Regions from separate parts of the Homo sapiens genome. Here regions 1 and 3 are each linked to region 2. The links are chromatin loops, found by intact Hi-C in ENCODE. Cell type or tissue: B cell. All regions are shown on one strand. Region 1 overlaps CEP120 (centrosomal protein 120). Region 2 overlaps CSNK1G3 (casein kinase 1 gamma 3). Region 3 overlaps CEP120 (centrosomal protein 120).

Evidence for each region. A loop is a pair of places that touch in the nucleus more often than their neighbours do. Peaks named below come from ENCODE experiments on the same cell type or tissue, not always from the same donor. Only the 100,000 strongest peaks of a DNase experiment are listed, where the experiment ranks them.
Region 1: it touches region 2 in a loop (4-fold over the local background); 19 of 110 quality-filtered maps call a loop at or near these places.
Region 3: a loop joins it to region 2, with 10 times the contacts of the local background. A loop is called at or near these places in 7 of 110 quality-filtered maps.

The regions. Positions count from the first base shown.
Region 1 is chr5:123,372,899-123,376,898 of GRCh38, forward strand. The region is part of intron 16 of CEP120 (centrosomal protein 120); the gene reads right to left. Among named protein-coding and RNA genes, the nearest start is that of CEP120, 49 kb to the right of the region's middle. In B cell, no CTCF peak of the experiment used is centred here; no DNase peak of the experiment used is centred here.
Region 2 is chr5:123,609,496-123,613,495 of GRCh38, forward strand. All of the region lies in intron 13 of CSNK1G3 (casein kinase 1 gamma 3), which reads left to right. Among named protein-coding and RNA genes, the nearest start is that of CSNK1G3, 99 kb to the left of the region's middle. In B cell, CTCF peaks have their summits at 1,813 (motif pointing left) and 2,022; a DNase peak (open chromatin) is centred at 1,796; H3K27ac peaks cover 1,703 bases.
Region 3 is chr5:123,396,132-123,400,131 of GRCh38, forward strand. It overlaps CEP120 (centrosomal protein 120), which reads right to left. Exons shown (of 20, transcript NM_001375405.1): 5 at 3,005-3,153. Among named protein-coding and RNA genes, the nearest start is that of CEP120, 25 kb to the right of the region's middle. In B cell, no CTCF peak of the experiment used is centred here; a DNase peak (open chromatin) is centred at 2,380; H3K27ac peaks cover 2,819 bases.

The DNA of each region.
Region 1 (4,000 bases), 240 kb before region 2:
ATAAAGTACAATGAGGAAAATAAAGATCCTTAGTAATTAAAAATTCAGTAAATCAACTGATTCTACAAAAACTTTTGAAGAGTATGAAATTTCTTATCAAACTGGTATCATGAAAATGTTTTTGGTAAAACTCAAATGTCAAATGTAAAAGTTACCTTCAGAAATCCTAACACTTTCTTTACACTTTTCTTAAGATGTCGCATATAAGAAAAAATTCAGCAAGAGACCACCAGAAGCAGAGAGGAACAAACACATTTCAACACTAAGGCAACTCTGTCTCTCCTGGATTCCATGAGAGCAGAGTAAGTGCAAGTTATCTGCCAACCCAGGATTAGGCCCTACAGCTACAGTGAAAAGAATCTCAGGAGAAGACTCAGGAATAAAAACAGAGAAAGAGATTACAGGCTAAAATTACTAGAAATCCTCAGAAAACAAAGAAGGAAAAAGAAACCAGAAAAACCATCAGCCCAATTAATTAAATCAAGGAGTGACCGGGAGATCCAGTTTACTAAAAGAATGGAAATTTCTTGAATTTGAAGAGTTGAGGACGAACAATCAGGAATAGTCTAGAGCAATTGCCCAGTGTCCAAAGAACAGGAGCATAAAGAAGAGCTGGCAAGAGTGTCTCCAGATGGTGACAAGTTTGCAGACTTTTACTAGACTACTTTGAGGCCAACAAGCCAACCCTGGCCCTCTACTTATGGAGAAGGCCTACACAGGATTCTGGGATACAGATGGAAGGATGACATCTTTTCAGGTTCTCTCTTTACAGATGTGATTGTCCTTCCAATTCCTGAGTTCTAACTCCAGGCTTGTGTTTTGAAGGGCTCCTCTGAGCCACATGGAAGATCCTCGGGTACCCCAATGGAGCCCTGGAACTATAAGGCCTCCACAGTCAGCTCCATGCCTGTTTCCTTTTTCCCAGAGACCCCCAGCCCCCAGCAGCAGTGGTCAACCTCTGCTGATTCTGCTCCAGATCTTGAATTTAGAGACAGTTACAACCTGGATCTCAATTCTGTTTGAAAGCAAAAGAATACCATAATCATCAGTACTCTGGTGCATGACTCTACCCAGCCCAATGTAATGAAAATAAAATGTGAAAAAAATGAATAATCCTGACCCCCTGCCAAAAAAAGACTGAGCATTACAGATATGCCAGATAAATATCCATGTAAATAAAAATAAGCTCAATTTTAATGTAGCATTTCTTGTTTTTACAGTTTGGTACCATATGAATTTTACAAATTCAAATACTATTACAAGTTAATGTAATTTAAAGATTATTTGGTTCAATTCCTTCATACTAATAGGTAAAAACAACAACAACAACAACAACAACAAAAACTGAAAGTCAAAGAAGCTAAATAATTGAGGCAATGTCAAAGACCTAGTGAGCTAAGTCAGTAGCGGGGCAAAAACTAACTTCAGACCTTTTCATCCCCTTGAATAATGCTTTCATTAAAGCAGTCAATACTTCCTGAAAAACAAAATGACAAGATAGCCTTGACTAAACATTCAAATTTCTCTTAGAACAGTTTCAAAAATTTTTAAAAAGGTACGAAGATGTTCTTTTTTGAATGAGTTTTTTTTTAAATGCGAACAAAGATTGCTAAAGATGTTTTCCAAAAACATATACCGCTATGACTATCCATCATTATATAAACCAATTGTCTCTTCCCTAAGGCATAGGACTTACCTAAATCTGAAATATTAATACTAAGAAAATATGTGGCAAAAATGGAAATCATCAGTAATAATTAGGATTTATCTAGCATGTTTAGGTAATGTAGTGTTCCATACATGAGAACTGTCCATATGACAGAAGTTTACCTATTTTTTAACATCCAAAGTTGAACAGAAACCTTTCTAAAGTCTCTCACTTTTCTGTTTTAAACAAAAGCTAAGAAAATATTAAATTTGGTAGTTTCTTCACAATTCCAGAACATTATCATACACAATTCTTGTTACAATTGGGCTATAAAGCAGTAAGCTATTAAGGCATGTTGGGCTCTTTTTCCTTTGCTAAGTGATCCACAAACTACAGATTTGAGTTCTGGTGACTGCTATAATCTATTTGAGTACAGATACTTCATCTTCATCAGCTCTCACTGACAGTGTAACTGTCCCTTCTACCAGTCTAGTTAGAATTGTGTGTATAATACATGTAACATGGTCAAGGTAAGGACCCAAAAAGCTTTTCCACACCTAAAACGTGAAATGTATACAGTCATGGACTTAGCAATCTGGGCATCTTGGAAACTTCTCCTGTCCTTCCTACCCCCTTTTTTTCCCCCAGGTTTTAGAACAGTGCTTCAAGAATACAAGTGTGCTCCAAGTAATTTTTCCAAAATACCAGTTCTTCCCACCAAAGTTAGTTATTCCTACAAAGAAGTAAACTACACCATATACAACACCATACACAAGTCTTTTTCTTTTTTTTTTGAGACACCGTCTCATTCGGTTGCTCAGGCTGGAGTGCAGTGTTGTGATTATGGCTCACTGGAGTCTTGACCTCCTGGGCTCAAGTGATGCTCCCACCTCAGCCTCCTGAGTAGCTGGAACCACAGGTGTGCACCACTATGCCTGGCTAATTTTTATATGTTTTGAAGAGATGCAGTTTTGCCATGTTGCCCAGGCTAGTCTTGAACTCCTGGGCTCAAGCACTCCTCCCACCTCAGCCTCCGAAAGTGTTGGGATTACAAGTGTGAACCACTGTGCCTGGCTTATACCAGTCTTAGACAAGGTACAGATATGTGTATTTCTTAAGAGCTCTCCTGGTGACTCTAATATGTGTTAAGAGCCTTTGTTCTAGATGGGTGAATCTTCCTGATAATTGGAAGAAGAGAAGCATTACTGGTGAATCCCATCATAATTGCCCACTTTTACAACTTTATCTTTTGTATTTTAAACAAGACTACCCTACTTGGTAACAATCAAATTCATATTTTTACAACCACCTAAATAATGGCTCTGTGCTGCTGTGGAAACTGTTCATGAGAAAATTTACTGAAGACTTGGGAGGCATTCATCATACATATCTAATCTACATTGGAATTTTTCAAGAAAGATAAGCTTAATTTTTAACAGCTTGATTCTTTTTTTTTTTTTAGCAAATATTTATTGAGCCCCTATTATGTGCTGACAACTGGCCTGGACTCCTGGGATACAGCTATAAACCAGAACAGTTTTTATGGAGCAAACAATCTGATACTGATTAAATTATCATGCTAATGAAAATAAAAACAAACCGATATGACATATCATAAAGAAAAAGAACAGGAGAATAATGTCCTATGAGACCATAAAATAAAAATTTGTCCTAGACTTGAGGAGGATGAATTAGGGAAGATTTCTAGGAGTGGGTGATGCTTTAGCTTAAAACTGAAGGAGGAACAGAGTACACCAGGCCCAGATAATGCAGCAAACATGAAGATCCTGTGGTTGAAGTGAGCATGGCATGCCTGAGAACTTGAGGGCAGACAAGCACGGGCAGAGAGTACACAGCACAGGCACAAGAGTGGGAGATGAAGTCAGAGAGACAGGCTCTGATCTATGCAGAGGCCTGCAGGACAAGGCAATGATTCTGATCTTTTTCCTATGAGCAACAAGACAATGCTGAAAGGTTTTAAAGAGGAGAGTATCAAGATTCCCAATTTCAAAAATATCATTCTGGCTACAACATGAGGAGCAGATTAGAGGGGCCCATCACTGAAACAAAGAACATTTACAGGTAGAAGGTCAAGTATGGAGAGAAGGACCACAGTGGGTTTTAAATGCCTTTAAGACATCTGAACAGAGATGCCAAAAAGCCAATCAGATATATGGGTCTAGAGGGCAAAGGTAAGGTCTTGGATATGACCCTGCATGTGAAAGTCCCAGATGTAGACTGTCTCTGAAATCATGGGCATGAAATCACGAATAAGATTGTTTTTGCAGAAAGTAAGTCCTGAGCTTGGAGGAAGTCCAACATGTAACGGCTAAAGGAAGACAAGCCTGCAAA
Region 2 (4,000 bases):
ACTTTGATAGTCTCTAGAACTGTAAAGATAAGTAAAGAATAATTTATTTCCTCAAGAGATCAGTTCAGTGAGGAAGAGAGAGGTATAAAAATTATAATACAAAGTGACAGAGACTGTATAACTCTTTTGGGAGAGAGCAAATGGATTTTAAGTGGAAAGAAGAGCATGTGCAAAGATACTGAGGTAAGAAATCCCACGTGGTGTGTTCTGGGAATGACAAGGAGATTTTTGCTTTTTCTTACTTTTCCCTTCCTTCCATTCATAGTATAGGCCACCTGGGAAGGAAGCCTAATGGAGAATGAGACTAAGAGGAGGGTGGAAATAGGTTGGGAACAAAATTCTTGAAGAGCTCTGTGAACTTAATGCTTTAGTCAATGGAGAATCATTGATGAGATTTGAGAGGAAAAGGGCATGGCATATTTATGATGGGGGCAATTTGGATGGCAGATTGGAGAGAGGAGAGACTTAGACTGGGAAGTCCTTTAAAAGGTGCTTAGCAGTGGTGGAGGCAAGTTGAAAAGTTCAGAACTCAGCCAACATGAGAAAATGGGAAAATTTTGAAAGTCATTTCAGACTTAAGGGACTAGTTGCAAGTGGATAGGGAGGAAGAAATTGGAGATGAAGATGGGCCTGCAGGCTTTTGGTTGGAGTAATTTTGTAGATGATCTTGTTCTCTGATCTAAACTCTTCTTGCTTAGCTAAATGGTTCCTCGTTTTTTCTTTAAATCAAGAGATCCAGAGATATGAAATTACACTTCAGGTTTAAACCTTAAGGGGAAATATTCTTTGTCAAAGAATTAAAGATTAGATGCCATAAAATATACTTTCTGTACACTCATCAACCCAGGTCAGGAGAAACTAGGTTCTGGAGTCCTACGTGGTTAGTTCTAGGAGGTACCAACAGTCTCTCAACCAAAGGATGAGCAATGAGTCATCTTAGAAGGGATAAATAAGAACATCATATCCAGATAGGGAAACATGCTTCAGTTTCTGGGTGGATTTGAGAGAAGGAAGTATATACAAATATATGAAGAAAAAGGCAATGAACAAAGGAGAAATGGTGGTGCGGTGTCAATAGCACAAGCCTGTATGTGTTTTAGGACTTTGATCCATTTTGATTGCCTGTTTGTTGCCTAATTGTATTTAAAGAAACTAAGGTTGTTTCTAAAGTTCATCATAAGTAGGACTTAACATATATTCCCAAAGAATTTTAGAGTAGAGATGTAGCTTCACATTTTGAGAGGCTGAGGTGGAAGGATTGCTTGAGCTCAGGAGTTTGAGACCAGCCTGGGCAACATAGTGAGATGTTGTCTCCACTAAAAATAATGAAAAAAAAATTTACCAGCTCGGCGCCTGTAGTCCCAGCTACTCAGGAGGCTGAAGTGGGAGGACCACTATTAAATAAGTACTAACTTTGTGCCAGTTTGTTGGGCTATAACTGTGAGCAGTCCTTTATGAAGCTTAAATTCTAGTGCAAAGGCAGATAATAAATAAATAAAATAATTTCAAAGTAGGAGTAAGTTATTACAGAAAAATAAAACAATAGTGTGCTCAAGTGGCTACATGGGAGCAGCACTGTTTCAGATTAAGTGCTGGGGAAGAGGAAGCAATTGAGATGAGACCTGATTTCTTAATCTCTAAGACTATAAATTAGCTGTTTCGGTAATTACTTTTATCTTAAGAAATAAGCCATAAGGTTAAAACATCAATTTACTTCCTAACTTCTGTAAGTATATCGTATTTTGAGAACCTCTCTCTTGTCTATTTGGATGCATTTGTATCACATAAGGCAATGCTGTCCTCTGGTGGTAGTAACTTTAATAGCATGCCAGCTTTACTTTTGCAAATCTTTATAAGGACGTTCTTTATTTAGTGGGAATTATTTAAAATAGATGTCCTTTTTAGATTGTGTTTGAATTTAAGGGCCATTAGAATTTATTTGAAAATCTTATTTAGTCTCAAATAAATGCTTGGCGTAGTTCAGTAAAACACTGTTGAAGGAAAGATTACTTAAGTGTAAAGAACTCAACTCTCAGAACTCAACTCTCAGAACTCTCAGTACTGGAAATACAAACTAAGCAAAGTAAATTGCTGATACAAGTGTAGAAAATTTGGGACTTTGTCTTGTTCATCAAAATGTGTATTACATTAAATTGCCCATTTCAAAGGGCTAATACAACTTTAGAAAATTTTGAAAGAATCTACTTTGGAATTTGAAAGGATAGTGTTTAAGAATAGTGAACATTATTAAAGGAATTTTATATCAAACAATAAATTTCCATTGAAATATGGCCATATTCTTAAATTTAATATTCTAAGTATTTGGTCTGTCACTTCTAAATACCTATTTTTATGTCTTGCTTTCTGCTATTTGGATATTTTTCTGCTCTTTTCTAAGTCTTAAATTTAAAGGTTCATTTGGAGTAAAGGATTTTATCTTTTAGAAAGTAATTGAGATTTGAGAAATATTAGGTAGCTGACAGTTAAAAATAAATTTGACTTATTTTTTTAAATCCAGATCAAATCTCTTACATGTGTAGTCTTGTTGTACTGTGGCAGCTCTTCTCTAGGCTCTTGACTGGGTAATCCATTTCAGTTCTTTCTGCTAGTCACCTCCATGAGAGTAAAGTTGATAAACATTCATCATTACATATATTTCTAGTTGAATCTTTATCAGCTGGTCCACAATTTTAAATTATTTACATTCCACGGTCTAGTCGGTGTTTACTGTTTGGTTTACTTAAAAAAATGCAGTTGTGTAATTTGGTTTGCAGTACCCTCATAGTAGTTTCATAATTATGGCAGAAATCACAATAAATAATTTAAAATTATTTTTGACTAAAGATAATGTGGGTAGAGAGATTATGTAATTTAACTGGACAGTGTAGATTTCTGTTTACATTTATTTCACAGAAGTATATAAAACATACCTAGTAGTTATTTTATATTCTGTAATCTTTTGCCGGGTGGGACACTTGAAGCTATTTTTTTTTTTTTTTTGGAACAGAGTCTCACTCTGTCGCCCAGGCTGGAGTGCAATGGCGCGACCTTGGCTCACTGCAACCTCCGCCTCCTGGGTTCAAGTGATTCTCCTGCCTCAGCCTCCTGAGTAGCTGGGATTACAGGTGCCTGTCACCACGCCTGGCTAATTTTTGTATTTTTAGTAGAGACAGGGTTTTACCATGTTGGTCAGGCTGGTCTTGAACTCCTGACCTTGTGATCTGCCCACCTTGGCCTCCCAAAGTGCTGGGATTACACGCATGAGCCACCCCTCCTGGCCAAAACTATTCTTCTATGAATATAGATTAGTAAGAATTATAGAAACATCTTTATAAGGGCATATTATACACAGTCTGAATTGGCAGCTCTCGATGATGAAATCACCATGTATATAAATATACTTTGCTTTTATTACAAAATATGATTTATAAACATGCCCACATACCCACAGAGGACTTCAGTGGAAACCAGGGATACTCAACCATGCTTGCCTGCGCCAAAAGTAAATTCAACCTTAGGAAGGGGTTGACTGTTTAAAGGTTAAAAGAAAAGGTGCCTAACTATATGTAGTGTCTGTCATGTTGTATATTTTAATAGACTCTTTTATGTCTGGAAGGGGAAAATGCCATACCTTCATGCCTTTATTTGAAGGATTGTGAGGCATTTAAGATAGATGTGTATTTAATTTTTTTCTTTTTTTTTTTTGGTGGGAGCAGATCAGTGATTTTTTCAGTTCATACCAGACCACAGCATTTTCCCACAGCAGCCTTGATGTGTTCATCTCCTCTTTTAGAGACAGGGTCTTGCCCTGTCACACAGACTGGGGTTCAGTGGCACAATCATAGATCAAACATTCCTCCTGCCTCAGCCTCTCAAGGAGATGGGGTAACAGGCGGGTGCCACCATGTCCAGTGCATGTGTGTGTGTGTGTGTGTGTGCGTATGTATGTATAATATAATATATGTGTGTACATTTATATATGTATGTGTGTATATATATA
Region 3 (4,000 bases), 210 kb before region 2:
GGTAGTACTTTGATAGCTAAATTGTATTTAATTGTATAGATATGCCAAAGTTTGTTTATCCATTCATCTATTGAGGGCATCTGGGTAGTTTTCACCTTTTGGCTATCATGTATAGTATTGCTATAAACACTCACATACAGATTTTTATTTGAATACCTATTTCCAATACTTTTGGGTGTATACCTAGGAGTAGTATTGCTGATCATGTGGTAATTCTGTTTAACTTTGTGAGGAATCTATCTGCCTTAATTTTTTATAGAGATAGTAAACAATTTGCCAGACATCAACCTGTGTGTTTTTTTTTTTAAACTAAACTGAAACAGTAATTTGTCCCAGTAATTCACCTGTATTACCAAGAACTGTATTATATTGGTTTTTAAAAGTTATGGACTCAATAGGTCAATTACCCATAGGAAACTTTACCATACAAATGTAGCTTCTCACAAACAACATGGTAGGCACCTTAGTAATATTACCTCATTCCTCATGCACAACTGAAAAGATGGTAACTATCACGACTACATAAAATCAAGCCTCAAAAAGGTTAAGTAACTTGCCTAAGTTGAAGGAGCTAGAAAACAGAATGAGATTCCAACTCAAATCTATCTTATTCCAAACTCATTAAGAGGCAAGAGAGCATTATATGGGAACAAGAGAATATTAAAAATGACCACGTGGTCAGAAATACTTGGGCCATTAACTAGCTGTAAGATCTTCCTAAGACTTGCTTTCCTTATCTCTAAAATGAAAATGATCAACTCTAAGATTGTGGTAGGATTAAACACAAAATATGCAGAGTGGGTGGCACAATGTCTACTATACAAAGCATTACACAGTAAGTAATCAATAAATATGAACAATTATGCTTCCCTAAGGAGGATAAAAGTATTAAAACAGTGATTTTAAATTCAGCTGGGCATGGTGGCTCATGACTGTAATCCTAGCACTTTAGGAGGCCAAGGCAGGAGGATCACCTGAGGTCAGGAGTTTGAGACCAACCTGGCAAATATGGTGAAACCCCATCTCTACTAAAACTATAAAAACTGGCCAGGTGTGATGGCAGGTGCCTGTAATCCCAGCTACTTGGGAGGGTGAGGCAGGAGAATCACTTGAACCGGGAAGGCAGAGGTTGTAGTGAGCTGAGATTGCACCATTGCACTCCAGCCTGGGTGACAAGAGCGAGGCTCCACCTCAAAAAAATAAAAATAAAAAATAAAATGCTTTGCAAATATGGTAACAACACAGTAAAAATACAGTACATTCCTAATTATCTGACATATAGACAAGAGTGTTCTGATGTGGTTAATAAATAAAAAGGCAATAGATATCTGGCTTTCCCTGCAACTAGAGTGGCATATTAAACTATTAACAATCCATAAGCAGACCTTTAAGAGAAGAAAAATACGGAAACTGATATAAAGGCAAAAGTATGTATGTATCAGTGAGGAAATTTACAGTACCAAATAAGGAGAGAAAGAGTAAATGCTCAAAGAACACCAAGTTCTTTATATAGTGGGGATGAATTCAGTGTGACAAAGTAAACACATTTCCTGATAAAAATCTTTACCTGATGTACCTTGCAAGTCAAATAAAATTGTGGCCACTAATTGCAAATTTCATTTGTGAATGTGGATTACGTGGACATTTTGTTCCTCTAAGAAAGTAAATAAGGCCGGGCATGGTGGCTCACACCTGTAATCCCAGCACCTTGCGAGGCTGAGGTGGGATGATCATTTGAGGCCAGGAGTTCAAGACCAGCCTGAGCAGCATAGTGAAACCCTGTCTCTACAAAAAAATTAAAAATTAGGTGGGTGTGGTGGCACATGCCTATAATCCCAGCTACTCAGGAGGCTGAGGCAGAAGGATCAACTGACTCTTGGAGCTTGAGGCTACAGTGAGCTATGATCATGCCAAGGCACTCCAGCCTGGGCAACAAAGAAAGACCTGTCTCTTAGGGGAAAAAGTGGGGAGGGGAATACTCTGATAAAAATTGTACAGTTATAAACCATATTATCTATTTTTGTAAGTATTAATTCATTTCAGCTACTACAGAACAACATAATGTCAAGAAAAGTAGATCTGTAAAACCAAGTTGATGGCAGAGGAGGGAAAAAAAAAGGGAAGTGGACTTGAGAGGGACAGTGGAATAACAGCTAGTTTTGTGTTGAGCCGCTGTTGGGAAGGCAATCTACCATGAGCCCTGAGCATCCCTGGACATTCTTGCAGAGTATGGCAAGACTGCAAGGCCCAGACCACTCTTTTACTCAGCCCATTTCCCAGGGTTGTTTAAGCAGCTTGAGAGATAAGGTAATGTGTCTTCCTGGACAAAGACTAGGCCTGCTTACTGCTTACAATGAAAGTGGCAGGTTCCCCAAATTCAGTTTCCTCAGCTGTGATAAAACCCACTATGTGTAGAGCAACCACCTGGGCCCCTCTGTGTAGTCCCCATGGGACCTGGGGTAAGGGCAACTGAAGGAAATATACCAATATTCATGTTCTTGCTCTGCTACTAAGGGTAATAAATTCTTTTGTTTCTGATCCAAGAACCTGTGTCTTCTGCTAGCATCCATGACAGTAACAGCTTAATTTATTAGTTTATAAACAAGATAAAATAGAACCCAAAACTCTATAGGCATTAAGTATTAGTGGCAGAAAGTATTCCTGACATTGTAAGTTTCTCCAAAAAGTAAATCGTTCACAAATTTAAAAATCCTTCCATGTCAGTCCTTACAATGCCACACAGTACAATGGAAAACAATGTTAACTGATGGCCATTCTCCTAAATCCTGAGAGATTTATTCTCTTACAATCAAGATCATCAAAATCTATTTTTTCTAAATTAAGAAGTTTTCTTTCCAGTATGAAAGAAAACATGTTTTGAACTCATTTTTCAAAAGTTAAAAAAAAAAAGTCTACTTGCAAGTCTTTTTAATACCTGAAAGGTAAAATGTTTTACATAGTTTTCAAATTATTCGTAAGTCACCAATCTCATGAAAAGTCTCACCTGTTCCAACTGGGTAGCAAATGCTATGGTCACTGACATAATAAAGGAGTCAGTACAGTATTCTGCTGGTCCAATCTGATGGTAGCCTCCCTCTTCATTCAGCACAGCCACAATGTCCCTGGGGTCAAGTCCAGCCAGGATGGCAGGTACTTTACAGAGAAAAACACGATTAAACTACATTGTAGTTTGTCATAAACCATTATAAGATTTTTAAAACTGATTATATTTTGTAATTTGCTTGGTAATTTTCATGAATACAGTTAATATCTAATAAGGTTTCCTTTACTCTCTTACATACTCACCAAAGAAACCTTACTTAACCAGCATTGTCTTTCTGTATGTAAAAGTAAAATTCTGGAGTAACATTTTTAAAACCTTAAGGTAATAAACCACATAGAAAAGGCATCTAACATAGGTTTTACAGTGAATCTAAACTGGAAAGTGAATAAGCTAGATATGGCTAAGAAGAAAAGGGCAGCTGAACAGGGAATGGGGGAGTAAAAAAAAGAGTGTTCTAGACAGAAGGGACAGTATGTACAAAAACACAGAAGCAAGAGAAAGCATGTGTGAGAAAACTGACACAGGCATAGGGTGCCAGATCACAGAGTGAGAACCGACATACAGAGGGAGGTGGGGCTGGATAAGCAGAGGCCATATCATACAGTCCTTCTGTATGCTATCCAGAAACATTTTTGGATAGTTTTCTAAGAATAAGAGAAAATCATGAAACTAGTTTTGAGAAGAAAACTGACATAATCAAATAGGCTTTAGTATGAGGAGACTGAAGAGGGACAAGGTTTTTCAAATTGATTTAAAAAACAAAAAACATACACAACTAAAATAATTGATAATATCCAATGTTGAGGAGAACGCAGGAAAGTGAATGCTCTCAATGTTGGCAGGTACATGCTAGAATAACCAATTAGAGGGTGATATATCAGGGCCTATCAAAATTTTACATGTGCATACCCTATAAACGAGCAATCCTTCTTCTAG